Regions from separate parts of the Homo sapiens genome. Here region 2 is linked to region 1. A link is an interaction called in ENCODE POLR2A ChIA-PET data of the cell type or tissue named here. Cell type or tissue: OCI-LY7. All regions are shown on one strand.

Region 1 (4,000 bases):
CCGTTTACTGGTGCATTTCAAGAATTATTTTTGTGCATCCTGGAGATACTAGAAGCAGTTTCCCACAGTAATATTTTTATTTACTCTTTCAGTTTACCTCTAATCTAAACTATAATTACTGTCAAAGAGCTTTAGAACTGAGGAGCACAGTGTGATCAGTGCTTTTTGGTAAATGTAGAAGTTTCATTCTCTTATAGTTTTAGAATCTTCTTCTGCAGTGCTAATTCTTAATAGTTGTGAATCTACATTTCAGCATGTAGTCTCCAGATAACTTCTTCAAATGGCTCTCCTTTTTTAAATGTTTATTGCAACTTTGCAGTATGTTTAGCTTAGATTTAGGAGTGCAAAGGGTTAAAGGGGTCTTGTTTTATCAAGGAAATAGCTGTATTAAGCTGTTTTCAGTTTTTGGATTATAAAATACCATAATTCTGACATGGTGTATTTAGTCTTACTAATACTCAACTTTATTTGGGCGGTAGATACTGGTAGAGGCAGTTCAATATAATTGAATGTTGAGGTATGGGTTTGCTTTTTTGTTTTGTTTTCAGGAGAAAGATTTGCCCATTTTGCTCACATCCTACTTCAGATATGTGTCACAGAGCCAAAATTTGTTTAACTAATTAGCTATTTAGTTGGAATTCACAGCATAGTGGAAAATGTTTGCAGATAATTCTGTGCAATAGTGGAAACTTCAGTTGCTTCCTCGTATTTCTTCAGGGCAGTGATCACAACCAGATTCAACGTATGCACAAAGCAGCGGATACCATGGTAGCGGCCGTCGCTGATTGCTTTTACCATGTTGGATCCATTGTCAGTCTCAAAGACCTACTTCCAGCTAGGTGCCTTGAACTCAAATAGCTTTTCACACAGACTTCAGGATGTGAGCTAAGGTATGGCCTTTTTTCATGAGCTGGGCCTACATATGGGTTGACAGTAACCTGCAACTTTTATAGAAAAGAGACTACTGGCTATAGTTTAATGTCAGACAATGACTAGTTAGAATCATTGATAGGCAGGTAGTGTGTGTTCTTCATATATTCAAAGTATTCTCACCATTTAGAGATTTTCTTTTTTTCGGTGTGTTTTTGTCAGACTATTCAAGTAAAGATTTCTCATTAGAACCTGGTCAAAGGTCTAATATATATCTGCTTTATGATTCAACCATTGTCTTCAATATGAAATATATATCATTTCTTTCACACATTTGATGTAAAGAATTTTTTTAAACTTCTGAGGATTCTTGCACAATTATTTTTCTTTTACTTTTTCTTAATTATGGTAAAAAAATAAAATTTATCATCCTAACCTTGTGTACTATTTTAATAATCTCTTACTAATCTTCTTTTTAAAAGTGGATTTAGGAAATTGGCATGAATAGAGCTTGAGATTTAGAATCAGTAGTTCCAAGGGTAATCTACACACTGGGGTGGTAAATACAATAAAGACCTAAACTGGATTGATGCAGTTCATGCTCCATGCTAAAGATTCTTGTTTCATCAAAGAGAAAATAACCTTTCTGGAAAAAGAGCTTCACTTTCATATCTTCCTTCTCTGCAAGATATGTTTCTTTAAGTGAAATCTTTATTGAGAGTACAGTGGGTTAACTCATTGATTATAGGCTTAGGAAACTATATTTTATTATGGCTGTAATCATAACTGCTTTCTGAAACAAGTTACTGTTGTTTTCTTATTCAGTGGCCCTGTTACTTAATAATTTGTCAAGACCTGGTAATAGAGAATCATTTACAACTGGGGAGTAAGAGTCTTTGTAAATTCAAAGTGGGTACTGTCAAGCAGCTTATGCACTTCTCTTCATTCTCAGTGTTTGACACTGATTGTTATTAGCTATTGACAAATGCAGAAGTTGGTAATCTGTTTGAGTTACTCTACCAGAATCATGTCTTTATTAAGAAGTGACTCACTGTTAAACTACAGTCTCACCTTAATTTCATAGCTGTAAAAGACACAGTATAGTAGTTGACTCGAGCAGTAAAATTCTCTGATATTTCAGTCTTCAGACGTACACTATACTCTCCTTATATATGCAAAAACATATATTCAGATACATGTACATAGACGACAGTTGATGACTGAAATGGTGTACAGTATAACATCTGCCAAGTCATTTCCTGAGTGGTAAAGGAAAGTGGCCATGTGTTCTCTGACTTCTTATAACTCAGGGAAGATAAGAAGAGAGCACAGGAAAAAAGGCAGCCATTCAGTGACATATTATACCTCTTCAGTTAAGTCAGGTGACATAAGTTTTTACCTTCTAGTTAAAGATATCTGTAGAAACTAGTTTTTGTTTACACATTGTAGGAACCAAATTCAAAACACATGCATGATACTATTTTCATTTATTCTTCCTACCCACTTGAGTGGCTTCTGAGTTTACTGTTTATCTACCTTGAGTTAAGGATTGAATAGCTTCTGAGCAGATTTTTGTTTTTGTGACAAGGAAAGGTTCATTTGTATGTAGATGACATAGTATTATTTGTTAAGGATTCTTTTTTTTTTTTTCTGGGAGATGGGGTTTCACTCTTGTTGCCCAGGCTGGAGTGTAATGACGTGATCTCGGCTCACTGCAACCTCCGCCTCCCAGGTTCAAGTGATTCTCCTGCCTCAGCCTCCCCAGTAGCTGGGATTACAGGCATGCGCCACCATGTCCAGCTAATTTTGCATTTTTAGTAGAGATGGGGTTTCTCCATGTTGTTCAGGGTGGTCTCGAACTCCCAACCTCAGGTGTTCCACCCGCCTCAGCCTCCCAAAGTGCTGGGATTACAGGCATGAGCCACCATGCCCAGCCTATTTGTTAAGGATTCTTCTACTGTCTGTTACTCTTTTTATAGTTCTCTAAGGCTCCATGACCACTTTGCGAGATAGTATTTTAATGTAATGACCAAGTCCCTTTTTAGGTAGGTATACAACTAAAAAAATAAGTGATGTATAGTTTAGATCATACCTTAGCATAAATATTTTAAACACTTTTATTTATATACGATTTTAGTTTGTTTCAAATGATCTATTTAAAGAATTATAAAGATGTAGATTTTTGAAATTCTAAGCAGTAGTGTAAAGATGTTTGTGATGTCAATAATGTGCTGAGAGTTGGAATAGAGAAAAGGAAATAATGTTTAGTTGTGTTTTCAGTGACTCTTGTATTAAACTACTAGTACATTTATCTAGAAAATTTAAATAAAAATGTAATGTCCTATATACTTAAACCTTGCTGTAATACATCCTATTGTGATAACAATGTGAAATGAAATTGGGTACATTTTAGATCCTGATAGGAAATAACAGAATAATATCTTTAAAATGAATATGCCCTAAAACTTAGTGTCTCATTAAAAGATCCAATGTATAGAAACACATTGTATTAAGACACCCAGTAATGAACCTACATTTTACTCTAAAATATGTTTTTTTTTCTTGGAAATTTAATTCTGAGTGAAATACAAATAGTATTAAAATTTAAAAACTGCTTGTGGTCCTTTAATTCTCAAATATTTTAGGTGTAGAAGTGATTTCTGTCTCTGAATATTTATAATTATGTGTGTTTTTAAAAGTGTGTCTCTGAGGACATCAGGTATCTGGATCTTTTACAGTATGACATTTATATAATGTCTGTCTCTTCTCTGATTTTATATTAGAAGGGAAAACCTACCCATAACTTTACTAGCCAGTGGCTTCAAAAGCAAGTTAATATAGATCATGTGTGTGACAAATGAAATGCACACACTCATTTGTATATTGATTTATGGAGGTGTTTTAGTCCTAAAATCTTAATTTTCCTTGCTTTTCTTTCCATATTAAAAAAATTCAGATCTAAAAGGGAAAATGTTAAAACAGGAGTAAAACCAGATGCGTCTGATCAAGAACCAGAAGGACTTACTCTTTTGGTACCAGACATCCAAAAGACTGCTGAGATAGTTTATGCAGCCACCACCAGTTTGCGGCAAGCAAATCAGGGTACAAAACTTTTCCTATTATGCCACTT
Region 2 (4,000 bases), 63 kb after region 1:
AAAACAGTCTCCACGGTGGCTCATGCCTGTAATCCCAGCACTTTGGGAGGCTGACGCAGTGGATCACCTGAGGTCAAGAGTTCAAGACCAGCCTGGCCAACATGGTGAAACCCTGTCTCTACTAAAAACATAAAAATTAGCCGGACATTGTGGTGTGTGCCTGTAATCCCAGCTACTCAGGAGGTTGAGGTAGGAGAATCTCTTGAACCTGGGAGGTAGAGGTTACAGTGAGCCGAGATTACACCACTGCACTACAGCCTGGATGACAGAGTGAGACTCCATCTCAAAAAAAAAAAAACAAAAAAAAAACAGTCTTTTGGTGACTGATGCATACGTGCGTACGTTGATTTCTTTTCATAAATTTGATACTTTGGAATAAATGTTATTGAATGTACTAAATGTCATTGTCTGTAATTATAATTGTCCATTAAGGATTTCATTTTAGCATAGCATTTAAATAATCTCGTGAGAAGAGATTTTGGTTTTAGCATACATTTTAAGTGTGGGTGACATTTTGATCCAGAAGGTCACAAATATTCATTTCCAGGGAGAACCTCCTGATTTATTAAAATAATAATATATGCCTAATGTAAACCTTGAGTTATCTATCTTCAAAGCTCAAAACTTTGCTTCCATTGTTGACTCATTGCTTTCCACCATTCTGCGTTTCTAGCCAGTTCTTAAATCTTACCAGTTCTTCCCCAAGGGTCCCATATTGATCTGTCTTTTCCATATCTACAGCTTTTATCCTAATCTGAAATCTTTAGTTTGGAAAGGCCCTTTAGAGATAATCTTGTCTAGTTAAATCATTTTACGAAGAATTGAGACTTACAGAAGTTGCCCAAGAACCAGCACAATGATGTGGCGTTTCTGACTCCAAGTCCTGCTGACACTTTCCCTTGCTTTTTGCAAGCTGGTCAGTAAGGCAGAATTCTAGTAACTAATGATAATGCAGCTAACATTTCTATAGTGTATACACCACATCAAGCAGTCTTTGAAGTCTTTAATTATATTAACTAGCTTATTCCTAACAACTATGAGGTAGAGCCAAAGATGGTATAGTAGTGGATATAGTGTGCCTTTTAAAAAACAGCTTTTTTTTCAAGTTTAATTAACCTATAATAAGATCTCATATTTAAGGTGTACAATTTGTGACATTTTGTATATGCATACACCTGTGAAATCATCACAATTAAGATGATTAACAGGGTATAGCATTTCATGTTGTTATTATTTTTTTGAGGCAGGGTCTTGCTCTGTCATCCGTGCTGGAGTGCAGTGATGCGATCTAGACTCACTGCAACTTTGAAATCCTGGGCTCAAGTGATCCTCCTACCTTAGCCTTCTGAATGGGTGGGAGTATAGGCGCTTGCCACCATACATGGCTAATTTTTTTTTTTTTTTTGAGATGGAGTCTCGCTCTGTTGCCCAGGCTGGAGTGTAATGGCGTGATCTTGGCTCACTGCAACCTCTGTCTCCCGGGTTCATGAGATTCTCCTTCCTCAGCCTCCCAAGTAGCTGAGATCACAGGTGCCCACCACCATGCCTGGCTAATTTTTATATTTTTAGTAGAGATGGGGTTTCACCATGTTGGCTAGGCTGGTGTCCAACTCCTGACCTCAAATGATCCATCCTCCTCAGCCCCCCAAAGTGCTTGGATTACAGGCATGAGCCACTGCGTCTGGCCTTTTTTTTTTTGAGACAGAGTTTCACTCTGTCACCCAGGCTGGAGTGCAATGGCGTGACCTCGGCTCAACTCAACCTCTGCCTCCTGCGTTCAAGTGATTCTCCTACCTCAGCCTCTCAAGCAGCTGGGACTATGGGTGCCCGCCACCATGTCTGGCCAATTTTTTTTTGTATTTTTAGCAGAGATGAGGTTTCACCATGTTGGCCAAGCTGGTCTTGAAGTCTGATCTCATGATCTGCTTGCCTTGGCCTCCCAAAGTGCTGGTATTACAGGAGTGAGCCACTGTGCCTGGCCCGCCTGGCTATTTTTTAAATTTTTCTGTAGAGAAATTTAAAATTCAGAAGTCTCATTATATTGCTTAGGCTGGTCTTGAACTCCTGGCATCAAGGGATCTTCTCACCTCGGCCTCCCAAAGTGCGGAATTAAAGGCATAAGCCACCATGCCCAGCCTGACATAGCATTTTAAAATCTAGCTTTTAGTTCCTGATTCCCTGTATGAACTCAAGCAGTTCACTTGACTTCCAAACCAAGGTTCACTTCCTTATAAAATATTCTTTGAATTCTTTCCAGGTATAAAATAATGTGACGTTTTGTAGTCCAGCTTCTCACTCATACCAATGGTGGACTCTTGGAAGTTTGCATCTAAAAAATTATCCCCTTTTTTGTTGGACAGTTTCAGAGATTACTTTGAGAAGGAGCTCATTTCATTGTTAGGATTAATAATTGCTACAAAGTCCTTTTTTTTTTTTTTGAGAGACAGAGTCTCGATCTGTCACCCAGTACTTTTAAAATTAATTACAAAATCTTATATTCTGTCACTTTCATGCAGTATTTCTGCTAACTAGAGCTGTACTATTCAATATGGTAGCCACTAGCCATGTATGGCTACTTAAATTCAAATAAAGTAAAATAGATGAAATTGCAAATTCAGTTCCTCAGTTTCACTAGCCACATTTCAGGTGCTCAGAAGCCACATGTAGCTAACGGCTACCATCTGGACAAGCAGCTGTAGACTGCTCAACAACATCAGGGAAAGTTGCATTGAACAACACTGCTATTGAGTACTGGCTTGAGTTTTCTAAATGCCAATTTCATAATGTCTTTTTTTTTTAATGAGGAAATTTTTAATTAGTCCCAGTTTTATCTTTGGCCTTCTATCTCCTGCTGAGTTTGATATTTAATTTAATAAACTCTTGAGTGCTTGCTGTGTTCCAGACACTGCGCTATGTGCTGTGGATATCAGTGAACTTAGTGAGATAAGGACTAAAATACAGGTAGGACAAACAGGTAATGCAGAGTAAGGAATGAGGGAGAGAATGTGATTGTTCTGAACCGGGAGGTCAGAGAAACCTTCACGAAGTGGCTGATACTTGCACTGAATCTTAAAGAATGGTGGGAATTTTTTAGGTAGAGAACTTGGAAAGGACATGTACTATGTGCAAGAGAGGCACAGAGACTTGGAACATCTTTGTGAATTTGGGAATTCCAGTAGTTTGGAATGCCTGGAGCAGAGTGTGAAGGGTGTGTGTCTCAGCTGATGAGGTTTACAGGTGGGAAGGAGCTAGATCACGAGGATGCTGGATTTTCATCTCCTTGGTGATCACCACGAAAGGGTTTTTAGAATATTTGCTCACTCCGAGGATATTATTTGAGCTGTGATAGGTGCTGGGCCTATACCAGTGGATGAGACACACATGGACCCCTCCTTGGTAAACCTTACAAACTTGATGTGTGAGGTTGTAGCCAAATTCTACCCATCTTTTAAGGCCCCACCCTTCTGATAAGGTTTGTTCAATTATCCAGTCTTTATGGGTTTCCCCCTCTGCTACTTTTGGTCAATGGCACACAATTTATAATCAAACTAACTGCATATTGAATCATTCAATAATGATTGTGTGTCTTCTCTTCTTAGCTACCTAGCTCTTCCTACCCTACCCCATTTTTAGGGAAGAATAGGACTTAAACCTTGCAGTAAGATCTAGCACAATTCTTTTTTTTTTTTTTTTTTGAGACGGAATCTTGCTCTGTTGCCCAGGCTGGAGTACAGTGGCACGATTTCGGCTCACTGCCAGCCCTGCCTCCCAGGTTCATGCCATTCTCCTGCTTCAACCTCCTGAGAAGCTGGGACTACAGGTGCCCACCACCGTGCCCGGCTAATTTTTTGTATTTTCAGTAGAGACGGGGTTTCACTGTGTTAGCCAGGATGGTCTCGATCTCCTGACCTCGTGGTCTGCCCACCTCAGTGAAGTTCACGTTAGGATGCCTATGTGCCTTCTGAGGTGAGACATGTACATCTTGACTTACTCTCTTTGA

What was found. ChIA-PET counts read pairs that join two places held together with the same protein. Peaks named below come from ENCODE experiments on the same cell type or tissue, not always from the same donor. Only the 100,000 strongest peaks of a DNase experiment are listed, where the experiment ranks them.
Region 2: POLR2A ChIA-PET joins it to region 1 with 5 read pairs; 3 of 35 experiments call an interaction of 5 or more read pairs at or near these places.

The regions. Positions count from the first base shown.
Region 1 is chr2:32,590,089-32,594,088 of GRCh38, forward strand. It overlaps BIRC6 (baculoviral IAP repeat containing 6), which reads left to right. Exons shown (of 74, transcript NM_016252.4): 67 at 3,827-3,972. Among named protein-coding and RNA genes, the nearest start is that of BIRC6-AS2, 17 kb to the left of the region's middle. In OCI-LY7, no CTCF peak of the experiment used is centred here; a DNase peak (open chromatin) is centred at 2,143; H3K27ac peaks cover 621 bases.
Region 2 is chr2:32,653,309-32,657,308 of GRCh38, forward strand. All of the region lies in intron 5 of TTC27 (tetratricopeptide repeat domain 27), which reads left to right. Among named protein-coding and RNA genes, the nearest start is that of MIR4765, 20 kb to the left of the region's middle. In OCI-LY7, no CTCF peak of the experiment used is centred here; no DNase peak of the experiment used is centred here.